2 separate regions of the Mus musculus genome follow, and region 1 is linked to region 2. A link is a loop called in an ENCODE intact Hi-C map of the cell type or tissue named here. Cell type or tissue: gastrocnemius. All regions are shown on one strand. Links, peaks and the distances in the headings refer to the core of each region. The heading gives the core; the rest is flanking DNA. Region 1 overlaps Dip2c (disco interacting protein 2 homolog C). Region 2 holds the start of Dip2c (disco interacting protein 2 homolog C).

Region 1 (12,725 bases), core at 2,379-10,378, 77 kb after region 2:
CTTTAGAGACAAGGTCTTGCTCTTCTGCCTAGGTGATGCAAGTTACTCCCTGCCTTGGCCTCTAGTGCCCCATCCTTAATAATGTGCTGCAGCATTAGTCCTAACCATATTCACTTGAGAAACTTTTACCAGTGAGGAATCTGAGATTCTTTGCCTCAGATTTGATTTCTGGTTTAGGTTCCAGCATACCATGATTGCTGTATGTTCAGTGAGATTGCTATGTGACTAGGGAGTCTCACTGTCCCCCTGGGGAGAAGGCAAAGACATAAACACTAATGACACTTTTCCTCAAGACCATAGATTAGAGATTTCATACCGGGGAGAGGAAAAAATTGGGAATAAAATGCATTAACTACCTTGGACTGAAGATGCTTTTCGCTTCAGTATTGGTTTGTTTATGGAATTGGCCCCATCTAAAAATACATTAGAGGAATTAAAAGTGTTCATTTGTTAATCTGTGATGTAAACAGCAGTTATTACAATCTAAGTTTAAATTTTTCATGAGGTTCAAATTATGCACTACTACCTAATAATTTAATTGATAAAATTATTTTGAAAATTGTCCCAGGTTTAGAACCCAGGACAAATGACAGTTTTTTAAAAAGCATGTAACAGGAGCGGAGTAGTAATTTGAGGTTTTATCAATCTGGGATAAAGCAGAAAGAAAAGAGTGGACAGCTTAGTGCTGAAGTTCCTCATACCCAGAGCTGCTCATTGCCCTAAAACATGACTAGATTGATTCAGTGCAACCTCCTTAAGGGAAAAAAATAACCTGTGACATTGGGTGTCTAAGCAGTATTTTATCTCCTAGAGGTCCCTTGGGTGACAAGGTGAGCCATGGTTTCTGTTGTTGGGAGGGTAATGTCATATGATTTTAAATAACAAAGCCAAGATATTGTTGGATGTGGCTCTGTTCCGATTGGCTTTCTGTGAGGTATGCATGCAGTGTGGTTGTGTTCTTCAGTTGAACCTGTGGATGGCTTTGTATTGGAGGATTCTAAAATTCTAGTAAGAAAAGCTTAACAAACCCTTGTTTAAATCTGTAACTTCACACATCCCAAGTAAGTTAACCTTTGAAGCATACCTAAATCTGGTAGGACATGTCTTCGAGAACTGACATTTGCTGACACAGCATCTTTATCTCCATTCTATAATTGCAAAGAAGTTAGTATAAAGGCCTCTTACTGGTGTAAGCTTAAGTAAAAATGATCTAAGAAGGAAGAACGGCACAACAGCTTGCTCCTTCATTAGAAATATGTAGTAGTTTAAATGAGATTGCTCCCAGAGGCTCATCTATTTGAACGGTTGGTTCCCAGTTGGACTGGGGAGGAATAGGAGGTGTGGCCTTGTTGGAGGAAGTGTGTCACTGGGAATGGACTTTGAGGTTTCAAAAGCCTAGGCCAGGTCTAGTCTGGTTCTCTCTCTGTCACCTGTTTTTGGATCACTATGTAAGCTCCCAATTATTACTCTAGAACCATGCGTGCTTGTCTGCCTGCTGCTGCCATGTTCCTGTACTAACCATGATCGTGGACTAACTTTCTGAAACTATAAGCATGGCCTTAATAAGTGCTTTCTTCTATAAGCTGCCTTGATCATGGTCTCTTCACAGCTATAGAATAGTTACTAAGATGATATCATTTGAACCCTGAAAGATTGTCTGCAAGTTTAAGTTTTTTGAGTTTGAAAAGATAGCTATAAGGGCTGAAGATGGCTCAGTGGTTAAGAGCACTGACTGCTCTTCCAGAGGTCCTGAGTTCAACTCCCAGCAACCACATGATGGCTCACAACCATCTGTAATGGGAGCCGATGCCCTCTTCTGGTGTGCCTGAAGACAGAGACAGTATACTCACATACAATAATTAAATCCTTAAAAAAATCTATAATAAACTTTCTACTTCACCATAAAAAAAGAAAAGATAGCTTATTTGATTAGATGAAAGATTGAAACCATTTTCCTTTTGTTTAACATCTGGTTGAACTATTTTTCCTAAAATAAAGCAGTACACAAATTGCTGTTTTGTCACCTAAATATTTGCTGTCAGAGCTGACCTAGGGCTCGAATCTTATACAATTTCATAATAGAATTTAGATTTTACATTTCATCGAGGGGCACAAGATGTGTCCTGGAAACTGTCTGTATACCTATACCATTATTATTATTATTATTATTATTATTATTATTATTATTATTATTATTATTTTGTGTGTGTGAGTTTGGAAACAGGCAATTGCCTTTTTCTCTTGCATAGAATGAACAACTATTCGTTAGTTTAGAAGTAGTAGTAAATGTTGGTGATGTCGTCTCTGACCCTGACACCACACTGGGTGGACATTGGGGTCACTCATCCTAAGTGGAAGACACCAAAGTCACCGGTGTTTACTTGTTAATAGACTAGGTGTCGAAGACAGCGGGGGTTGGGGTGATACCAATTTGCTGACGCACTTGGTACGTAAGTACCTGAACTAGAACCCACATAAAGAGCCATGCATGGTGGTTAACATCTACAGTCCCAGTGCTGGGGAGGCACTAACAGGCAGAAGATTCCTGGGTACTCCCCTCCTGGTGAATGAGACACCTTGATTCAGAATTACAGGGCAGATGTCATTCTTGAGGTCTCACCTGGTTTCCACATACATCCCAGATCACACAGCGAGGTCTGTTTGACTTAGGCTGCATTCTTATTGCACTGCTTTCTCATGCTGCCAAAGTCCTTTTCCTTTGTTGACTTAATTTGAAGAACTCAGAGGTGGTGGACATTTCTTTTTAAATTACACGTATTCTGCATGTATGTGGGTGTGGGTGTGCCTGTGGTACAGCAGCACGTGTGTGTGTGTGTGTGTGTGTGTGTGTGGAGGTCGGAGGACAACTTGGTGAGATTGGTTTCTCCTCTTATGTGGCATCTATTTACATTCTTATTCGATTGGATAGAGATGTCCATGGCAGCGGTACTCCTTGGGGCACATTAAATTGAACTAAAATATTTAATGACAATGCATTTGAAAAGAAATTATAAGTATAGTCCTTTAGTCACAGGTGACTACTGGCTCCTGTGTTAGACAAAGAGTTCTGAATGATAGCTCTGTGCCAGAGTGAGATACCTTGGCAGAAGAGCCCCAGACCCTCTGGAAAGGTCATTAGGCCTTTGTCTGTGAAGGGATTTTGATGCCCTATGAAGAGCTTGGTGGTGCTAGCTGCTGGCTTCTTTCTATCTCTCCTATACCAAGTGATGTGCAGACTAGGATGAATTTGTACTCTGTGTTGATAGCTGAGCGATGAGTCTGCGGCAGCTCTGTTCTCCTTGGCCAGGCTCCCTTATCTTTGAGCGTGTTGGAGAAATACTAGCTTCCATAGTCTGAGCTTTTCACAAAGGGATGGTAGGGCTTCCTGTTGTGCTGATTATTATTTTTGATCAGGAAGTGCACCTCTGCTTGGCTGTTTGCTATATAGTTGTCTGTATTATCCCTGTGACAAAGTGCATGGGAAGCTGGGGAGGTTGCATTGTAAACACAAGTTTGACACCCAGAGGCTTTTTTTTTTTTTTTTTTTTTTTTTAACTGTAAAAGCTATGGTGGTGTGTGCTTACAATCCTAGTGCTGGAGAGGCAGAGACAGATCCTTAGAATTCACTGGCTAGCCAGTCTAATTTAATTGGAAGGTCATGTCAGGGAGAGACCCTATTTTAAAAAGTGAGGAATGACACATGAACACAAAGGTGGTTGTTGATCAGTCTGCTTGTGTATTTAGGTATTTTGTTGCTTCTTTGAAAGGAAAAATTCTTTGAATGTTTGCTGAGTTTGCTTTCTGGTTCTTAGTAGCAAAGTGCTATAGCTGATTCAGATTACTGTCCTTGGTCTCATATACCCAAGGCTATAGAGGGGACAATAGAATATCTTGAGCTGGAGGAAGGTGCCAGGCTGGGTAATGGTTTGAGATTGAGAGAGGTTTGGTCAGAAAGTTATATGCTATGCCTTTCTTACCAGGCTAGTGGCCTGGCCTTGATTTGGAGGAGTACTTGAATGAAGAAGCTGCTTTTCCTTGGTTAGGGGAAGAACCTGTTGACCTTCTTTCTCAGGCATTAGTTCCTCCTATAGAGTCCATTCTTAGTAGGGACGTATGGCATTGTAATATAATAGCAAACTGTGCAATTGCTTTAATTACCTGCTGTTAAGTCCCCATCCTAATTATCATGAATTAGAAACAGCGATAATTATGAAAAAAGGCAAGGAATCTCAGATATCCTAGGTGGAAACTATTGCAGTTGTTTGCCTGGTCAGGCCTTGCCAAGAATATAAAACCAGTGGAACAATTTTAGGCGCCTTGAATTGGCTCCAAATCAGATTCCTTTGCTGGCTCATGTTCCCTCAGCTGCTGCAGATCTTCTTGGGTCTGGCTGCACATTCCAGGCATCAGTCTCAACTCACATGCCAGAATGTGCTTCTTATTTATAGAAAATCACACCATGTTATTGTATATTTGAACTGATATTTTATAGGTGTGGAAACTGAGGCTGAGGGAAGGTCACACTCTTGGTTCTTGGTTATGTTCAAGCTCTTGGGGGCTCCGATACTGGGTCTTGTAGTACTAGTTCTGTGTCCGCATGGGAGAAGCCAGGAAGTCCACATGAGGGCATCCATTACCGTGAGGTGGTACCTTAACTCGGCTTCTCTCTGTGACGTGGAAGAGGAGGTGAGCACACCTCTCTCCTCTACTTTGTTTGGCCTTGGACTGGGGAGCAGGTTACAGCATTGCTGCAGAATTGATAGAATCCTTGTTCTAGGATTCTACTTGTCCAATAAGTGAATTTGTCACTGGTTGTCTAGGAAGGCTGTCAGTGAGCTAACTATTCTTGTCCAGAAATGGGCTGAGTACTCTAGGGTTGTGGGTCTCTTTCTGCTATATTTTAAAGCTAAACAAGCAAGATATTTCTGTTTTTTTTTCGTTTTTTCTCCCCAAAATTTCATATATATGTTTGTTTTACCTGTATCTTTGTGTACCATATGTATGCCTATGGAAATTAGAAGGGGATTTGAATCTCCATAACTGGAGTTTGGGGATGGTTGTAAGCACCATGTGGTACTGGGAACTGAACCAGGTCCTCTGCAAGAGCAGAGTGCTCTTAACCACTGATAACTTGTATTTTTTAATGTATTCTGAATAGTATCTATCCACATAAATTTTGTGTACCATTGGACTATAGCTCCGTTTGGACTCTGACAATTTAGTTATGATTCAGACATTCTAATCCCTGTCCTCATAGCATTTTAAGGCTCTTGTGCCTGTCGTATTTATTTTTTTAACACAAAGCATATGATACTTAATTGTCCAGAGTACGTAAAATACATGCTTTTATCCTGAAAAACCTTACTCCTGAAAAGTTTCTCTGATGGAAAATGTTCAAAAGTGCAGACAAAAGAAGGCTTTTGGTAGGGAGGATATTCTAGACTTGTCTCTTTAAGATTGTGAGGGTTCTTTTTCATGGCACCTCCTAGCTGCTTGGCTGTGTCGAGATGAAGTGAGTATCTCCTTTTTCCTTTCTAACCATTTCTACTCTTTGAAGTAGATGATGAAGGTTTATATTTTCTTTGAGAAACACATGGATACAGAAGTAGCTGCTTCATGCTCTGGGTGAAAAGTGGAAGGGTTATGTGGTCTGAATCAGTGGTAGGAACAACAAGATTTTTTCACGATGCAAAGTGTCTTAACCCATAGCAGGAGGTATCTGCTGTTGAGTAAGGAACATCCTTGTTATAGAACAAGGGGCACTGGAGAGAGGAAGAAGTGCAAGTCTGTTTACAGATGCATTGCAGATAAGTGCAATCTTGGTTGTTGTAAAAGAGAGGTAGGGGAGAAATGTTTCTGGACTGACCCATACTACTGTGCCTTGGTGGTTGGGGCCCACAAAAACTAGTAGAATCTTAAAAATTTTCAGTCTCTTCAAACAAGATGGTTTTTGCTAGTATATTGTCAGAAAGCCCTTAATAAAGAAGATAAGGAATCCAGGACTAAACCACGCAAGATTCAGCATCTCGTTACTCCATGTGTCCTGCAACAGACAGTTGATTGTGCTAAGCATTTGTCCAAGAGAGTGACTTGATTGCCAAGCTGTCTTTGCTAAAGACATAGCTATCTTTGCTAAAACCCTCTACTACTAAGTCCAATCAAAAGTAACTTTGAGTAACAAATAAGTGATCAAGCCTTGAAAAAAATGAGGGATGTATATGAGGGACAGATGGGGTGTGCGTGAGACGTGAGAAGTGTGTGACCCTGAGATACCCTTGGGATGACTTGATGCTTGTTGAATCAAAGGAAGACGTTTGCCAGTGTAGAGGCCTTTCTTATTATATGCTTATTTAGCTAGCCTTTTCACTGCAATATGGCCACTCCAGTACTAACTCTAACCCTGTTTAGGGGTGCAATGTCAGTTCCCTCTGTATATATAATAGGTAGGAACTGGAACATGGGCAGTTAGATTTGTGGCTAATTCATCTAGTAGCTCGGTTATCCCAGGAAGCGGTAAAAACTAAGCACACTTCCCAATATACCTGAAGCTATATGTAGTTCTTCCCTTGTGGTTTTAATCTAGTTTGGCTGTAATTTTATCAATATTTTTGATATGGCTTGTTATCTGAGCTTGTTAAATGAACACAAACTATATTTACTATTAAATATTCAATAGATTAAAGTATTCAAAACAAACCCTCCCTCCTTTTTTTTTTTTTTTGGAAAAATTCCTTACTTTGAAGGTAAATTGGATGGTTTTATTGTTTCTGAATTGAGTTAATTTTTTTAGGAAAAAGATGTCTTTACTTGAAAGGTTAAAGGAGCTACTTAGTTCTTTTGTTTGTTTTTTCTTTTTCTTTTTTTTTTTTTTTAAAGATTTATTTACTTATTATTTATTTATTATATGTAAGTACACTGTAGCTGTCTTCAGACACACTCCAGAAGAGAGCATCAGATCTCATTACAGGTGGTTGTGAGCCACCATGTGGTTGCTGGGATTTGAACTTTGGACCTTCTGAAGAGCAGTCGGGTGCTCTTACCCACTGAGCCATCTCACCAGCCCTTGTTTGTTTTTTCTTGAATGAAGTGGCCATGACATGATACCATGCACACAGTACAATAAGGCATAGCTCGTGATCTTTTTCGGGAGGATAGCTTTGCTTTTAGAGTATGATGCTAATACTTAATGATATTCTTGGCTAGGTTGCAAGTGAATGAAATGATGATTCAAATTCCTTTGTCTCAATATTGTCCTGACTTTTATCTTTTCTTCCTAAATTGTCCTATTTGTTGGAGATCATTCTAAGAAAGTTCCTCTAAGAGGATTAAAAATAGGAGTGCTTGAACGGTGACTTCAGTTTAGGTGGGAATAAATGGCCACCAGATTTGTCTCCTCACCCCCTGCAACTTTGCAATAAATATAGAGCAGTGAGTCATAAGAGCTTGATGTGGTTTTACTTCTTGGTTTTGTGATACAAAACTGATTGACTATAGTAAAGAATGACAAAGATTTGGGTTGATGAAATATGGGGGCTGGTTTTGAGTATCAGGAGTTGCAAAGGAACAATTGAGTCACTGTAATAGATGAGCGGTGCTGGGGGTGACTAGTGTACTGCTTGCATCATTGTAATGATAGTCATATGATACTTATTTTAGAGAGCTTTCAATAGGCTAAACTTTATTACATGGAGTCTTCTTATAAAGCTATGCAGTTGGTTAAAGGAAAATTATCTAGAAAGTCTGAGTGGCTGAAATTGAATTACAGTAATAGGGTTTATTGAAGGTGATTTTGTGTCTGTGTGTGTGTGTGTGTGTGTGTGTGTGTGTGTGTCTAAGTTTTCAGGTCACAAGGGAGATACAACAAAGATAACAGACTTGCTGATGAAATATGCACATATTTTATTTGTAAATGAAGGTGTTATATGGGGCTGCATATGAGGACTTGAGTTTTGGTTTTTATGAGTTAATGGATGTCTTTCTTTCCCTTTTTCCTTCTTACTGTTCTCCCCTCCTCTCCCTCCCCATTCCATTTCTTGCTAGGCAAGTGTATATCTCTAGACTCTCTCCTGTGTGTCTACTTCTGTGAACAACATTACTTGTATTTTAAAAAGTATATGATTATAAAGAAAAGTTCAGTTCTGACATGAAAAACCCTAAAGGAGTTTGGCATTGGTCATTTCTTAGAATGCATTTTGGTCTCTTTGACTGTGGTTGGAAGAATCCTAAATTTTCATCTTAGAATGCATTCTAAGGGCAGAATGTGTCAAAGAGGTTAGAGTGGACTATTGTGTGTGTGAGTTAATGCATTTATTTGCATTGTCTTTAAAAAGGCATACATTTGAATCTTCTAAAGCCACACTTTGATTCTTACTATCTTTTCCTGGACTCTGGCTTTCTGGAACAAACGGAAGGAGCAGAGACTTTCATGTTAGATTTAAGTGCTTTCTCTTTGGACTAAATAAAGCACACACATTTAGGTGTAAATAGGACCCTTTTCATTTTTTGCCTTATTCCTGACTCTGTGCTAGACCTACTAAAGGAACTCTAAGACAGATGTTTTAAATAATTGCATTTTTAAATAGTTTGCCTATTATGATACTTGTAATCCTGGCTTGTGTGTGAGCACTGAAACTTGGGGTGTGTTGTATTCATGTGCTGTGCCTTTGGTTGCCTGACCATGATACATTTGGCTAAACTTTACCCATATGTCGGCCACTTCGCAAATATTTGTGCTACCTTTTCTATCTTGGGATGGGTCTGGCTTCCTGAGGGTGCAGAAAAATTGTTCTTTCAGAGCAACTTTAGTTTGAAGTTTTGGTGGGGGCAGCATGGAATGAGATGCGTTTTCTTTTTAAGCATACAGAAGATAATTACAGCGGTTGGCAGTATTCCTTGTGCTGAACAATAGAGACTCCAGCTGGCCTCCTATTGCCTTTTCAGAGTCCGGGAGGGAGGGAGCATGCTGGGGTCTAGAAGGTTTCCTTAGGGAGCTTGTTATCCAAGGAGTGCTGCTCTATACTGTGGCTAATCCTCAGTGCTGAGGCACTCTGTAGGGCCAACATAACATGGTGTCATGATGTGTCTACCTATGCCCTCCAGGCTTTATTTTGAAGAAAGCAGTGTGAAGAGGACAGGGTTGGCTTATCCATGCTCACTCAGCATGTATTGGTGCTTCCTAATATGGAATACCAAGCGAAGCAGGCTGTAAGTGGTCACCCGAGGAACCTTTCATTCTCAGATGCAAGTAGAGCTGCAGATTTGAACTTCTGTCCGGAATGGAAGTGGGGTAGAAGTTTTGCAGACACGAGTCCTTGCAATAGACTGAGAGAGATTAGTCTACAGTAATAAGTATTGTGTTCTTACAGGAGAGATGATAGATTTGAAATAGTCAGTGGTATTTTTTGTTTTATTTGTCTTGAATCTCTATAAGGTGGCTTTTTATGGGGGAAAAGGGAAGCTTCCTGTATCCAAAGCTGGCTTTGAACTTATGTAGTTGAAGATGACCTTGACATTCTGACCCTTCTGCTTCCACCTCCTAAGTGCGTGTGTGAGTGTATGTGTGTGTTCTGGTGTTTTCACACAACATTTATTTGTTCATTGACCTATTAGTCTTAATTGAATTCTAAGGTGCTTTGGTATGACAGTGTTCCTCAGATAGCACCTTTATTGACTGCCATTGTTTTTGTGGCTGGGTGAATGGCCTTGAGGGAAATCATTGCTCAGGTCCAGGGATGGCAATGAGGTAAAGCACATTTGTGATTGAGGAATAGTGCTCTGAGGTTAGAGACCTAGTTTGACAACCAACTTTACACTGAGATCCAAAATGGGGACCACTAAATGCCATAGATCCTAGGTTGAGATGGAATTTACCTGAAGATTCATTTATATTAATAATGCACTTTCAAATAATGCCAAGGGCAAGGCATTGGCAGAGCTTATACATGATTATTTGTGTTTAGCTTACATTTTTCCTAAGGAATTTAGGTTTTAGATTTTTATTAATTAAATCTATAGCTTAGATTTCTAAACATTTATTCTAATCCCAGTAGTTGAGATAATTGTAGCGATTGATTTGTAGGCAGAAGGGATAAGAAGATGGGGTTGAGATGTGGGGAGATTGATCAGAGAATGTTATGTACATGGATGAAAATGTCACAATAAACCCATTAGTTTCTGTATCATTAATACAGGCCAGTCAATTTAAAATAAAATCATAGTTGTAGTACTACAGCTCCCCTTCTTTTTTTTTCTTAAATGTTTTATTAGCTATTTCCTTTATATACATTTCAAATGCTATCCCGAAAGTTCCCTATACCCTCCCCCAACCCTGCTCCCCTACTCACCCTTTCCCAATTCTTGGCCCTGGCATTTCCCTCTACTGGGCATATAAAGTTTGCAATACCAAGGGGCCTCTCTTCCCAATGATGGCTGACTAGGCCATCTTCTGTTACATATGCAACTAGAGACACGAGCTCTGGGGGTACTGGTTAGTTCATATTGTTTCACCTATAGGGTTGCAGACCCCTTCAGCTCCTTGGGTGCTTTCTCTAGCTTCTCCATTGGGGGCCCTGTGTTCCATCTTATAGATGACTGTAAGCATCCACTTCTGTGTTCGCCAGGCACTGGCATAGCCTCATACAAGACAGCTATACCAGGGTCCCTTCAGCAAAATCTTTCTGGCATATGCAATAGTGTCCGGGTTTGGTGACTGATTATGGGGTGGATTCCCGGGTGGGGCAGTCTCTGGATAGTCCATCTTTTCGTCTTAGCTCCAAACTTTGTCTCTGTAACTCCTTATGGGTATTTTGTTCCCTATTCTAAGGAGGAATAAAGTATCGACCCATTGGTCTTCCCTCTTCTTGATTTTCTTGTGTTTTGCAAATTGTATCTTGGGTGTTCTATGTTTCTGGGCTAATATCCACTTATCAGTGAGTGGATATCTAATGACTTTTGTGACTGGGTTACCTCACTAAGGATGATAGCCTCCAGATACATCCATTTGTCCAAGAATTTCATAAATCCATTGGTTTTAATAGCTGAGTAGTACTCCATTGTGTAAATGTACCACATTTTCTGTATCGATTCTTCTGTTGAGGGACATCTGGGTTCTTTACAGCTTCTGGCTATTATAAATAAGGCTGCTATGAACATAGTGGAACATGTGTTCTTATTACCAGTTGGAACATCTTCTGTGTATATGCCCAGGAGAGGTATTGCTGGATCTTCCGGTAGTATTATGTCCAGTTTTCTGAGGAAACTCCAGACTGACTTCCAGATTGGGAAAGGATTTTTACCAATCCTAAATCTGATAGGGGACTAATATCCAATATATACAAAGAGCTCAAGAAGCTGGACTCCAGAAATTCAAATAACCCCATTAAAAATGGGGTACAGAGCTAAACAAAGAATTCTCACCTGAGGAATACCGAATGGCTGAGAAACACCTGAAAAAATGTTCAACATCCTTAATCATCAGGGAAATGCAAGTCAAAACAACCTGAGATTCCATCTCACACCAGTCGGAATGGCTAAGATCAAAAATTCAGGTGACAGCAGATGCTGGCAAGGATGTGGAGAAAGAGGAACACTCCTCCACTGCTGGTGGGATTGCAAGCTTGTATAGCTCCCCTTCTTAAGAGGAAAATATTCAGGTTTCACATATTCTGTCTGAGGTCTGATGACTAAAGTAGCTAGAACTCTGAACTTCAAGCTCTGTTCTACAGGCAGAAAGTTACAGCTACATTAATGAACACTACAGCCAGGAACCAGTTTTCTGGTCTCTCATGTAGGGATAATTCTCTTTTCTATGAACAAAGTTAGGTTCAGGGACCTCACTAGATGTTGAAATCTATCATGATGCCTTAGCTTCAATGTTTATGGATTTTGATTTATCCATAGATGATGGATTTTTTTAGAACCTTTTTTGGGGGGGGATTGGTTGTTTTGTTTAAGACACTGATATATAAAGCTCCAAAATGCACAGCTCAGTGGAGAAACAGTCTGCACTTGGGCTTCAGTATGTGAAAAAACTTGTTTGTTCCTTCTTGTGTAGTTCCTTAGACAGGCCTAAGTCATGCTCAAAGACAAATCCTATAAATATTTAATATTTCTTGTCTTTTTTTTTTGTACCTTTTTAGTTCTGTATAAAACAATAGCATGCTTCATGGGGAAAGGTAATTTATGTAATAAGAGAAATCTTTTGATGGTTAGAAAACCTCAAGCTATAAATATTTAATCAAAGACTACTTTGATGTAGTGACATACAATTTATTTAAAAGAGCAAAGTTTAAAGTTCTTTGATTGGATTTTAATTGTTTATTAAGTATCTACTCCATAACACTAAATTCTACTGAGTATGATTAGGTACTGAGTACTTGTTTGGCCAGATTTACAAAGCAAATGTACTGCTTGGAATCTCTGATTCCATTAGCAATCAAGTGATATAATGCTTAGGTCTCCTAAAGGAAAAAAAATCAACCATTATTGACACTTTACATCAAGTTTATTAGCATTTGTAGTCGTCAGGATGGTTTCCAGTGATGTCCATGTTTTAGTCCCTGACTCCTGTGAACATGTGCTGTGGGAAAGGAACACCTCAGACGTAACTGTCAGGGTCTTGGGTGGAAGATGATCCTGGACTACAGAGGCAGCCCTAGTATGGTGAGAGAGGAGGACAGACAGAGTTACAGGACGTAGGGACAGAAGCAGAAATGGGAGTGGGGCAA
Region 2 (12,725 bases), core at 2,345-10,344:
AGAAGTATTTTACAACTAGCAGGTATGATGATTAATTCATTATTTAATTAGATATTTGTAGCTGCCCCTTCATGGAAGTGTAAACACTGTATCGAGGATGTATCTGGGCAAAACTTCCGAGTAGCACGGATAGCTTGTAATAGTACATATCACTGTCTTTTCAGACAACGTCTCCCTTACCTTCTTGTTCCTGAGCTGGCCTCCTTGATGGGGAGGCTATTTTCCTTCCTTCCTTCTTCTTCTTCCTGGCTATTTAAATGGTCTGAACCATGTCTCCTGGCCTTCATTTTAGGGAGGCTGATTTCTTGGATAATGTAAATCGTTCTACTGTGTTAACAAATGCTGATGCATAGTGCTGTGATGACTTGGTGAGCCATGCGCTTATTACTACACCTAGTGACCTGAGCTCCATTCCTAGGATCGACCAACCAATCCTCACAGATCTGTCCTCTGATCTGCACACTGTAATGAATACTGACAATGCTGGGGATACAGCTCGGTTGATGGAGTGCTTGCTTAGCATTAATCGAGCCCCAGACCTTGGAAGGAGGATCAAGAGCTCCAGTCATCCTCAGGTAAACGGCTGATGGAGACTAGGTAGAGCTATAAAGACCTTGTCTCCAAAACAAATAAAAAGATGCTGAGAACTGGGATCCACTTCCTAAGTAAAACTCACAGGCCCTACGTCAGCTTCCTGAAGGCAAAGAGTCTGAAGAGAGAGGACTCTGGTCCCACATAGAAGTGTTGGGGCCTCTGGCAGAGTTTTTTGAGCCAGTAGACCCGTGAATCTTTTCCAGTTATCTTCACCAATACATCAGCTTGACTTGATCCACACTTGAGCCAGTCTTCTGTACACGTGTTTACGTGCATATCTAGTCCATACAAAAAGTCTGCATTCTGTGAGGTTGAACATGAGCAGAACTGGACATGATGACACAGACAGGCTTTCTTCCTTGTCCCAGAGCAGGACTGCTCCATGAGAAACAGTATGTTTCTTGTTCTGCCATTCAACCCAATGCTGGGATTGTAGATAAGTTAGCTGTCAGATAAGACACACCTATTAATTACAAATCCCAGAGAGAACAGATAGATAAAGAGGTGTGTAATTCCAGAGGTGACATTAGGCTTGGCTTCATGGAAGGAGTGTCATTTGTTTGGGGGAGAAATATTAGAAGACAGGGTTTTGTTATATTGGCCTCAAACCTTTGCTTGTTTCGAGACAAGGTCTTACTATGTAGCTTTGACTCCCCTGGAATTCACTGTGTAGAACAAACTAGCCTTGAATTCAGAGAGCTGCCTCCCTCTGCCTCCCAAGTGCTGGGATTTAAGATGTGAGCTCCCATGCTGGGATGGCTGCAGATATTTTAGTCAAAGAGTCTTCCTGCCTCAGCCTCTCAATAGCTGGAGATATAGATGCATAGTACTGTGCTGGGAGTCGCTGAATTAAATTTTGCACGTGCCTATGACACAGGTTGGAGACCTGATGGGAGAAGATGAAGGAAGATGTTAGTAAAACAGAGACACAAGTAGTTGGGGCTCCTCATGACCATGGAAAATTCTGCAGCTGAACATAGATGTACAGGAGAGAACATCAGATCTTTTTCTAAATGCCACAGTGAATGGGCTCCAGTCCCTACTCTGCCATCTGCAGCAAATCTCTGTCTCTCCTACCTTCTCTTTTTCCTCCCATTCCTACCCCCACTCTTCTCTCTACCTCTCAAACCAGGCCTGGTTTGAGCTGTATCCACAGGACAGAGAGGGAGGAAAAGATTTGTGAGAAAAATATCATGGGCAGAGGCTATTGGTCTCTGGAATGAGAAAGGGATATGTAAGAGAAAGGAATGTTATTATCAGAAATAACAAGCTGGGGTGAGAGCCAGTTGGTAAGATGAGTTTGGCTTTTGACATCATAGCTTTGAGGAAATGGTAGAATTTCCTGATAAAGTTAGGTATCGTGTTATTGAAAACATTGTTAAGAGCCAAGAGCACACACACCCCCTCTCCACTGTACTTTGTAGTCAAAGACCTGCTGAAGTGAAGACCTGTCAGCTCCAATTCTAGCTATCCAACCTACATATTTAATGGTAAATACAAGTTTTCTCTGAGATCAACATTCACAAACAAATCATGACCTATACATTTCTTAAAGGTGTGTGTGTGTGTGTGTGTGTGTGAGAGAGTGTGTGAGTGTGTGTGTGTGAGTGTGTGTGTGTGTGTGTGTGTGGTGTGTGTGTGTGTGTCTGTGTGTGTGTCTGTGTGTGTTGCTGGAAGTGAGTCCTCTCTTTCCACCATATAATCTCAAGAATCTGAGTCAGACTGTCAGGCTCGATGGCAAACACCTTTCCCTACTGAGTCATCTTTCCAGCCTGACCTGTGTAGTTCCTAAAAGGAGAATATATACCTTATCTTGACATCACCCTGTCTTAAATTTACTTGGTATCACTTTCTGTTTGGAATGTAAAATGAACCCAGGACTTTCTACTTTAGAGAGGAGGATATTTTAAAAAACATTTAATAAACATTTTTATTAATTCTTTGAGAATTTTATACAAGATTCTTTTTATCACTATTTGTTCCCAACACCTCTCAAATCCATCTCTACTCCCTTATTCCTCAACTCTTTTCTTTGTTGTTTTGTTGTGGTTTGTTTCTTTCTTTTTTAAAAATTGAGTTACCCATCAAGACCAAATTGTTCTGCCCATATTCTCATTGGCATGTGGCTATCCAATGGAGTATGGGTTAAACCACAGCTTCAAAGAAAATTTACCATCTTTTCCCCTGAAGCCATCAGGAGCCCATAGCTCCTCAGCTAAAGGTTGGACTTATTAAGACCTCTGTTTCCGTGCTAGGGTGATGGCTGGCTTATTCTTGACCTTGTCTTGGTGCAGACAACTATAGCTGCTGAACTTCATCTTATAACTTTAGGATTTTATTATTGTGTTCATCTATTTTAATTGAAAATAGATTTTTTCTTTTTTCTTTTTTTTTTTTTTTCTGGAGCAAGGTTTAAATAGACTTTATTGTTACAAAGGGGGACCCCACCAAGCAGAGCCAATACATGTGGTCCCAGTTGTCACCATGGAGACATCGAGAGGTCATGATTGCAGAAGAGGTGACTGGAATTGAATAACATGGTCCCAGGGAAGGCCAGCCAGGAATGCAGGAAATATGATCAAGGTGGGCTGGCAAGAGGGGTCTAGTCAAAGGATGAGGGAAGACAGCTCTCTTCACTCCTGCTTCTTGTAGCTCTCCAGGTATAACGGATCCAGCCAGTAGGCAGAAGACAACACATGAAGCAGTAAGTGAGACCAATGTTGATATCCAGGACTTTGAGCTGCTCCTGTGGTGGCTTTGAGTGGACCTGAGCTGCTGGCATCATGAGCCGACGGGCAGAGCCGGTCAGGCTCCTCAGCAGCAGTGGCCTCAGGACAGACATGACGGCACAGAATGACCAAAGACAAGGAAAATAGATTTTTTCATACAGTATATTCTTATCATGGTTTCCCCTCCCTCATTTCTTCCCAGATCCTCCCCACCTCCCCAGCCATTCAACTCCACACCTTCTTTCTCTTTCTTTACAAAATAACCAGGCAAACAAACAAATGGGGAAAAGAAAGGAAAAGCATGAGAAACACATACAGATTTACAGACACACATAGAAAACCCATAACAACACAAAATTGGAAACAATATATATGCAAAAGATAAAAAGTAAGGTTAAAAAAAAAAAAACCAAGTCCAGACAAAGCATTATGGGACAGTAATGGAGACTAGGGTTTCAGTCCTGGTTTTATTATATTTTACTTCCTTAAGGTTTTTCATCTATAACATGGAAAGTGGAATGAGATCTTTAGAGATTTCTTAATTAGTGGCTAGATTGATCATAATGAAAAGAATGGGGCCAAACATTGTGCCAGCAGTATCTACTGTATTTTAATATGTTCTTAAGTAAACACCAAACCAATGGACATACCTCACAGTATAGGACCCGGTATAGAACCAAAAGAACCGGCAGTCTGGAGCTCACAGTTTTCAAGTTTATCATTGCTAGTGGCTTATTTCTCTCCCACAGTTCTCTACCGAGAAGCAGATCTTCATAAGAGAGCAACACTTGTCAAATGAATGAGATTTCCAGAGGTTTGTTCCTGGTCTTCAAGGAGTCTACCCACAGGCTAAAGATTAAGACTAACTGAAGGTCAAATTGGATGAAATCAGAGTGATAGGAACATAGTAAGGGAGAAGAGAGCTGACGGGGAAAATTCTGAGCCAACAAGAGAATTCATAATCAAGATGAGATGGCTCAGCAAGTAAGAGTACTAACTGCTCTTCCACCTCTGGAAGACCCGGATTCCATTCCAAGTACTCACATGGCAGATCACAACTGTCTGTGACTTCAAATCCTGAAGATCTAACATGCTGACTTCTATACATAAAAATAAACATAAACAAGATGAAAACAATTAAGAAGATGGATGTTCCATTTGGGGGCTGGGGTGTACTCAGGTTTTAGAATGTTGGTTTAGCCCTGGGATTGGTTGCCAGCATTGCATAAACCAGGCAGCATGGTACATACCATCTTTGGTTACATAGTAAGTTGGAGGCCAGCCTTGAACACATGAGGTCCTGCCTCAGAAGACTGATGTACAATTAGCAAGGATGCTGAATATTAGTCATCCTTTCTTCAAGAACCTATGGGGGGTGGGCAGGTAAGACTAGGCTGAAGGTTGGAGCAGTTAGTGAGGGTCCCCTAGTTTAAAGCTAAGAAGTTCACTTGCGTTCCATAAGAAGATGTGCTGAAGCACTGTTGAAAGAAGTGTCTACAATTTCAGGGTCCCATTGCTGGGTACACCATCTCAATGGTCTTTAGAATATTCCAGGCAGGAAGAAGCATGGGGACTAGAAACAGTGTTTGCAGGCATGGGAAGGAAGCAGACCATCAGTGTTTTTGTGGGATACATTTGAGGGGACTGAGAAGCAAAAGTTGTGTGAAGATAAAGGAAGGTAGAGAAGCCAGGGTGACTTTAGCCTAGATAATTAGGAAAACACTAGTAGCTGATAAAAGCAGGTGGGTGATGGGTAAGACCCTAAGGCCGAAGGCACCGTACACATTATTCATAGGACATGGCAGAATCCATCAATGCTAATCAGTAAGTTTCTTCTTTGTTGGCTGTCTTGCTTGGTACTGGAAGGTGCTATGCAGGCTGTGGATGTGTGTGTTTAACAGTTTTAACCATCTATGAACCCTGCAATAATAACCTGAATGATATTAATACTATGTGTGAAGATCAAGGTCATATGCTTTCACAACTGCTGTCTGATTGGATTTCAGACCTGCCTCACAGGAGGAAACATATGCCTGGTACTGCAAATCTGGCTGGGGAGATCATAGGTAGGAGTGAACCTAACCTACTATTACTACTCCGCTAAAGGGACGAGGCATCAAACTGCCCTCTAAATTTGTATTTCTCTACCCACAGACTAGTGCAGACTTCCGACCTCATCAGAGGAATTTCTTTGTGTAGTGGTTGACACAGAAACTCACAACTGATCAAAGTGGAGAGAATAGATGTCAGTAGAGTGCTCAGTCACAAATAGGGCGTCTGTATCATAACCCCACACCCGAAGCTCAGAGACCATCACAGAAGACGGAGTAGAAAGATTGTAATAGTCAGAGGTTGAGGAAAACTGGGAACAAAACTGTCTTCTGGACACGACAATACCTCTGGACTCACAAACTCACAGAAGCTATGGTTGCCAGCACAGGATGAAGGCAGTTAACATTCTAGCATGCCATAGCAAAGGGCTAATGAGCTCCTATCCCTATGGCCAGTTGATGGCTTCTCGGGGAGGGAGAGTCAGTTTTTTATTATTTTTTTCCATAAGGATGTGCCTCCTGTGAGATCAGCCATCCTGAAATATTTGAGCAGAACAAATTGGAGTCCATAGGTTATTGAATAATAATAATAATAATAATAATAGACATAAAATTGGGATAGTAGAGAGGTGGGGATGACTCTGGGAGGAGCTAAGGGATACATTGTAGGAGATTCTCAAAGAGTTAATAAAATGCTTTAAGAAGCAGGTGGATGTTTAATGTTAGGAGATGCTGTTTTTACTTTGGTTTTGTGGTGTTTGGGGCTTCAGGGGCAGCTAGGTGAGATTACTCTGGAGACAGCTGGCCATGCGAGAATGCCCCCAAATAGTCAGACTCCGTATCAGCCATTCAGAATAGACATTGATACCATCACAGGCGATGACCAAAGGGAAAAAAATTCACAAGAGGTAGAAGAAAAGCAGGGGATGATATTGTAGGATGTGAGGGAGAAGACACTTGCTGAAGACTCCTTAGGCTGGACAGTGTGTGACAGACCCAACCTACCTTGATTTATTTCCACGGATGGGAAAAATGAAGTCTAGACAAAACATTGTGTGTTTCAAGGTCATATAGTAGTCTGTTCTAGATCCATGCTTTTAAACTTCAAACCTAGGACTCAATCTATGTCTCATGCTGTTTTGTTTTTTTTTTTTAATTATTTTTTCCTCTTAAAAGTATTTTAAAAAAATCAGCCCTCGATGATCCAGAACATTTGAAGTTTTAACAAGCAGGCTAGGGTGTGCTTCCGAATGCCTTCTTTATTTTTCTCCTTGAGTCTTGAGGAGCCTAACTAAGCCTCAGGGTTGGGAAGACCCCCTCCTAAGGCCAAATGCACCACTGTCCCACGAGCGCGCTCTCGAAGTACTCGCTGGAGGCCCCGCCCCCCTGAGCGCGCGCCGCCGTGGCACGTCCGCGCGCTCCCACCCTCCGCGCGCGCCTTCTTGTTGCCCGGTGCGCGCGCAGCGGCGCTCGCTCCCGCCGGGGCAGGGCGGCCGCGGAGCAGCTCGAGAGCCCTGTGGCCGTGACCGCGGGCGGGCCCGTGATCCGGTGCCGGCCGAGCGGGGCCGGAGCCCGCGGCTGGGGGAGGCGCGCAGAGAGCCGGGCGCGAGGCCACCGCCAGGGTCGGGGCCGCGCTGAGGAGGCTGAGGAGACTGACGAGGCACTGAGGAGGCGCTGAGGAGACGCTGAGGAGGCTGACGAGGCGCTGAGGAGACTGAGGAGGCGCTGAGGAGACTGACGAGGCTGAGGAGGCTAAGGAGAAAATCCCCGCGCGCCTGCCCGCCGCCGCCCGGCCTCCCGCTCCCGCCCGCCCGCCGCCGCCTCCTCAGTGCGGCTCCTCCGGGTTCGAGTGGCGGCCGCTGAGGAGCCCTCCGTCGGCGAACAAAGAGGAGGCCGGCAGGGCGGAGGCGTCTGCGGCGAGCATGGCGGACCGCAGCCTGGAAGGCATGGCTCTCCCGTTGGAGGTGAGGGCCCGGCTGGCCGAGCTGGAGCTGGAGCTGTCGGAAGGTAACAGCAACCCCCCTTAGCCCCGCGCCCGGGCCGGGCCGGGACACCGCTTCTCTGGAGCGCGCTCGGGGCCCCGCGGGCCGGGCCGTGCTGTCACTCCGGGGAGGGCGCGCGCCGGGCCTCGGGGTGGCGGGGCCCCGGCCCTGACCCTGGCCCGGGCCCCGTGTGGTGGCCCCGGGGAGGGTGCATGTGTGTGCATGTGCTTGTGTGCGCGCGTGCTTGTGTGTGTGTGTGTGTGTGTGTGTGTGTGTAGTGTGTGTGCGTGTGTATGTGTGTGTGTGCACGCGCGCGCGTGTGCGTGCCGCGGCCCCCGCCCTCCAGGCTCAACTGGCACGGTGCAGCCGCGATGCCCCCTGCGCGCTGCGGCTGGGCCCGGGGCTCCCGGCTACGAAGCAAGATGGAGCAACCTTTAGGGCTGCGGGGGAAATGGCCTTGGTGGGGATGTGCGCTCTTCCCTAATGGAGAGGCGCTGCGTCCTTGATGCAGCTGCAGTACCACCACCACCACCACCACCACCACCACCACCATCATCACCACCACCACATGCACCAGCAGCACCACCAGCACCAGCACAGCACATGCTTCCACGCTCCCTGCTTGGGGACGGCCTCTGAATGGCCTGATTTTAATGCGAAACTTGTCAGTGGACTTCGGGATTGGATCCCCCTGAGGCTGCAGGCACACGGTCCTGTCAGCGGGAGGAAGATAGTAGTACTATTGTTCCGGCGTGTTTGTGACGAGCTGGTTGAGTTAGAGCCCTAAAACCTCCCCCCTCAGGCCAGGTTGGATGCCTCCTTCCCATCGTGCCGGATAGAGACATTGAGACTTTGCGGCTGCTCTGCTGTGATTTCACGGAGTGTTATATACGCTTTCGTCTTTGCTCTTCATGGTGGACATCATGTGCTCAACTGTCATAAGTTTCAGCTTGGGTTTTGTAGGTTCTTTTTTCCTTTTTCCTCCACTAAAGTTCCAAAATGTGTCTAGTAATAAATATTTAGCGGTCATCCCACTCATTGAGAAGACTACAGCTTAGTGGTGTGGAAATGGCCTGTCGTCTCTCTTGAGTTAATATTTGGAGCAGTTTAGCATGGTAAACTTTTTTTTTTTTTGGTAACGATTTGTGAGGGCCAGCAGCCAGAACGTAAATTCATTCGTGCCAGTTTTCATCATGGGGAGGAGCTGACGTTGACTTTACGTTTTCCCTTTTAACACTTGCAGGGTGGAGAGTAAACCAGGTGGCTGTAAGTGTTGCTTCTGTTATCAGATTCTCATAGATTAGACATTTTCTTTATCCCGAATTTGGGGTTCTCCAAGGTGTTTTGGAAGCAGTCCCTGGGAAGCTCCAATGGAGGAAAAGATAATGTGTCCCAGACTGTGCTTCCTGCCTCAGTTCTGACCATCTAGAGATAAGAGAGAGCATCACCCTTCCACAGGCAGAAAGGGCAGGGCTGAATTCTTTAGATTTAAACTGGAAGATGAGGTATGCAGTGTGGACAGTGTATTTCTAGTAAGTAACTATAAAGAAACATTTGTGTTTTGTTAGACTTGAGATAGACTGTCTTCTTCAGCTTACCAGCGCTGTTTTATCGTCTGCATCCTGTATTGAAAGCACCCCTTCCCATTCATGTTCTCACTCAAAGCAAGCACCTCTGCTATCTGCACTATGTTAATGTGATGTGTCTCTGCCCACCCATACTTGAAAAGTGAGAAGCCATCTGAACCTGCATTGAGCCCTTTCCGCAGGGTCTGAATCTCCCTGCCTACTAGGAAGTCAATTCACATTTACTCTCAAAGCCTCACATAATGCCTGGAGCCACATATCCTGCTCTCCTCTTGTTGAGAGTAGCTGTCTGTTTTGTTTTTAGGTAACAGCGGTCACCTGTCATGATCGATCACTCTTGAAGAGTGAGTGTTGCCCAGAGAAGTATGGAAAACCACTTTAGATGAGGTGTACTTAGCTTAACTCCCTGTGAGCACCTTGTGTCTGTATAGAACTTAGAGGACTCAATGAGTTTCTTGGTGAATGGGTGGGCTTAGAGAAGTGTGTACATATATTTGTATTCAGGAAGTCCTTTTCTATTTTCTTTTTCTATATGAGCTATGTTGAGACCTGACCTAAACTTTTAAGAATTACAAAAAGAATAGAATAGAAAAGAAAAGAAAAGAAAAGAAGAAAAGAAAAAAAAAAGCCTTTTGTCACTGTGTTCAGCTTCTGCTACTCCTTGGAACCTGCTCTTCTCCCAGCCCCCACCTCCCATCTATGTATTAGCTGTGCTACCTTTGACTTTATTATAAAGTGTGGCTTTGTCATTGTTGAGTTTTGATTGTGATTTACAAAAAACCATTTGAAATTCCATGTCTTGTAACCAAGGGGATTGTTTTCCTGGAAGAGATGAATCAATTTGTTTTCTAGTATTGCTGCTATTCTAGTATAGAAACCTAGGAGGTGAAGATCAAGAATCTCTGGGTCTCTTTACCTTGCCTAACTGGGAGAAAAAAATCCCAACATACCCAGTTTCAAAGTGAAAACTTAGGATGACTTTTACTGTCAAATTATTGCAGTGTACTGCTTCCCAGTATATTGTCCACCAAAATCTATATGGAAAGAGTTAAGTTCCTTGTCTGTACATGCCTTTAATCCCCGTGCTCAGGAGACAAGCAGTTCTCTGAATTCTAGGCCAGCCTGGTCTTTGTAGCAGGTTCCAGGCCAGCCAGAGCTACATAGTGAGACTCTGTCTCAAAAAAGAAACAAACAGAAGAGTTGGTTATTTTATTTATTCAACTATCAGAATATCAGAAAGTGTTACAGGAAAATCTGTGGAATTTCCAGGGCTCATTTTCTAAGAGGAGAATAAAAGAAAATTCCATTTTAATGACATACATTGAAAAAAAAATGACCAGACTATTAAAGTTTTTATATCAGCTACCAGCCTAAATGAGTTGTAGATTACCTAGATTTCTATACATTGGTTCACTTTGGGTCTGTACCATCTACTGGGGTGCTGTTATATATACTGATGCTATTTTTATTTGATCAAGTTATTGTTTGTTTGATAAGGATTTGTCCATTGGTAACTTGGCTGCAGGTTTTTTGTTTGTTTTAACCTTCCTGCTTTATTGTGCCTTTGCTCTTTCTCTAGCCTCTGTCACTGCCCAGTGCTTCCTTCACTGAGAAAAGCTAGGCTTTGTTTGCCATTATAGAGTCTTGTCAGTAAAACCCAAGAGGTTTTTGCAGGAGGTGTAGTGTGCAGCTTCTTATATTGATTCAGACAGCCCTGGGCCTACATGTGTGAATATATTCACTGGTGTGGGGCCAGGATCTTGGATCTGTTTAGACACTTGAGTCTGGACATGAGCTGGGGAAAAAGCCATTCCTGAGCTGGCTTCTACAGTATGCCTGGCAGGGCTGTGGTGGGGCCTTTCTCATACTCTTTTTCTTAGATAATTTTTCTTCTTTAAAACCAACAAGCAAACACAACAGTAACAAACAACAACAATGACAACAGAACCCACTATTCATGCCTTTTGGAATTATACATTTTGGGTTTTGGGGATTTTTGTTTGTTTGGTTGGTTTTTTTTTTTGGCTTTGAAGGATCTAGACACAATTTCATTAATATGTGATTAAACATTATCTGGCTTGAGGAAAAAAGTTTATACAGGAATGCCAAAAGAATTAGAGGAGGAAACAGAAAAATGGTATAAAAACAGACTGATGCTTTATTAAAGAAAAGAAATCATTGCTTGCCAACCGTTTTGGGTAAGATCAGATATAAAAAAATGATCTAGCTTAGTTCCTGACTGTTGTGTCAGTAGGTTTCTTTGTTAGCTGGTCAGTTGTTCCTGGGCTGGGCCTGTACTTCATTGGCCTTGTTAGAGCTAGAGCAGAAGCCTCTTCCTATGCTTTCCTTTTAGCTCGTTTGACACAGGGTCTCATAAAGTGAGAGTCCCTGGATGTGAATTTCCTAGGCAATTAAGGAGGACCTTGAATTTCCAACCTTCCTGTTGCTGAGATCGCATGCATTTAGCACCATGCTCAGCTTATGTGTTGCTAAAGATTGAAACATGGGGCTTCATGTTATTAGGCAAATATCTCACCAACAGACTAACATCCCTAACCTATGTAATATACATTGAAATGAGATGGCATCTCACTATATTGCTCTGGCTGGTTGTTCTTGAATGGTTTTTAGCCATTCTGTCTTAGTGTCTCCATTAGCTAGGATTGTAGATGTACACTCCTATGCCTGGTTAGGGTTATTTTTACAAAAGTCAAGAACAGTGCCTTGTAATGTAGCCTGCAAGGGGTATCTAGCTTTTGCAGAGGGGAAATTAAAAGAAAAAAAATGCTGTACTTAAACGTCATTGCTTTTAAATTGTTAGCATGTCTCATCCCTAATATCTTTGTAACTTCCTCTAATGGGAGTTGCTTAGTTTTTGCTTTGCGTTATTAACTAATGTACCAGATTATTCCAGCTATTACTTATGCTCCCAAAGAGTCTGATTTAGCTTTTTTTTTTTTTTTTTTTTTTTTTTCAGTATATTAAAGTGCTCCAGGAAAATGGTGAAAAGTCTACTTGAATGTCAGGTCATTCTGTATTGGTCAAAGAATCAATACTGTTTTGTTTTTAATGCACTCAAGCAGTCCCATGTAACTAGCCCACTGCTGTCACAAAAGAGTGGACTCTTAAAGCAGTGGCCATCTAAGGGTTTGGGAACAACACAATGAACAACACAACAGACGTTTCATTCAAGGACTAGGTTTTGCCCCTTGCCCTTCTCCTCAGTCCCTGAGCCTTGCTTAGGTGTTCTGTTGCTACAGAATGAGTAAGATACAGTTCTGCACAGCTTCTGTGCTGTGGCCACATTTGGGAGTCTGGAAGGGAGATTTGGTATCTTGATTGCCATCCAAACTTTGCATATCTTCTTTTCATTGTAAGGAAACAAAGCAAAACAATTGTGCTGGAAAACAAATGTGCAGAAGCATGTTTTCTTCCAGAGTCATCTCTGTCTGTCTGTCTGTCTGTCTGTCTGTCTATCCACATATACATACATAAATATGAACATAAAATCATTAGGAGGACTGTTTGCAGGGAGAGAAATGAGATCAATGATAGGGATACAAAGGACATGGTAGAGCATGGATAGTGAATAAAGGGGTATAAAGGATACATATGTATGAAAGTGTCATATAAAACCTACTATTTTGTACACTTAACATGAATAAAAAATATGTAATGTTGATTTTAGTGTACAGTTTAAGATTCTTCACAGGGAAATAAATAATTGGATTTGAATGTTCTTTCCTTAATGAATAATTCTAGATGTCAAATTCAGCTTCTCTT

The links. Hi-C counts contacts between places; a loop is a spot of excess contacts. Peaks named below come from ENCODE experiments on the same cell type or tissue, not always from the same donor. Only the 100,000 strongest peaks of a DNase experiment are listed, where the experiment ranks them.
Region 1: it touches region 2 in a loop (2.5-fold over the local background); 3 of 42 quality-filtered maps call a loop at or near these places.

What each region holds. Positions count from the first base shown.
Region 1 is chr13:9,346,525-9,359,249 of GRCm38, forward strand. All of the region lies in intron 1 of Dip2c (disco interacting protein 2 homolog C), which reads left to right. Among named protein-coding and RNA genes, the nearest start is that of Dip2c, 76 kb to the left of the region's middle. In gastrocnemius, for the core only: no CTCF peak of the experiment used is centred there; a DNase peak (open chromatin) is centred at 2,428; H3K4me3 peaks cover 272 bases; H3K27ac peaks cover 2,041 bases.
Region 2 is chr13:9,269,686-9,282,410 of GRCm38, forward strand. It overlaps Dip2c (disco interacting protein 2 homolog C), which reads left to right and starts at 6,840. Exons shown (of 37, transcript NM_001081426.2): 1 at 6,840-7,381. The coding sequence starts at 7,297. It also overlaps the pseudogene Gm46391. In gastrocnemius, for the core only: no CTCF peak of the experiment used is centred there; DNase peaks (open chromatin) are centred at 6,853, 7,381 and 7,678; H3K4me3 peaks cover 2,618 bases; H3K27ac peaks cover 2,115 bases.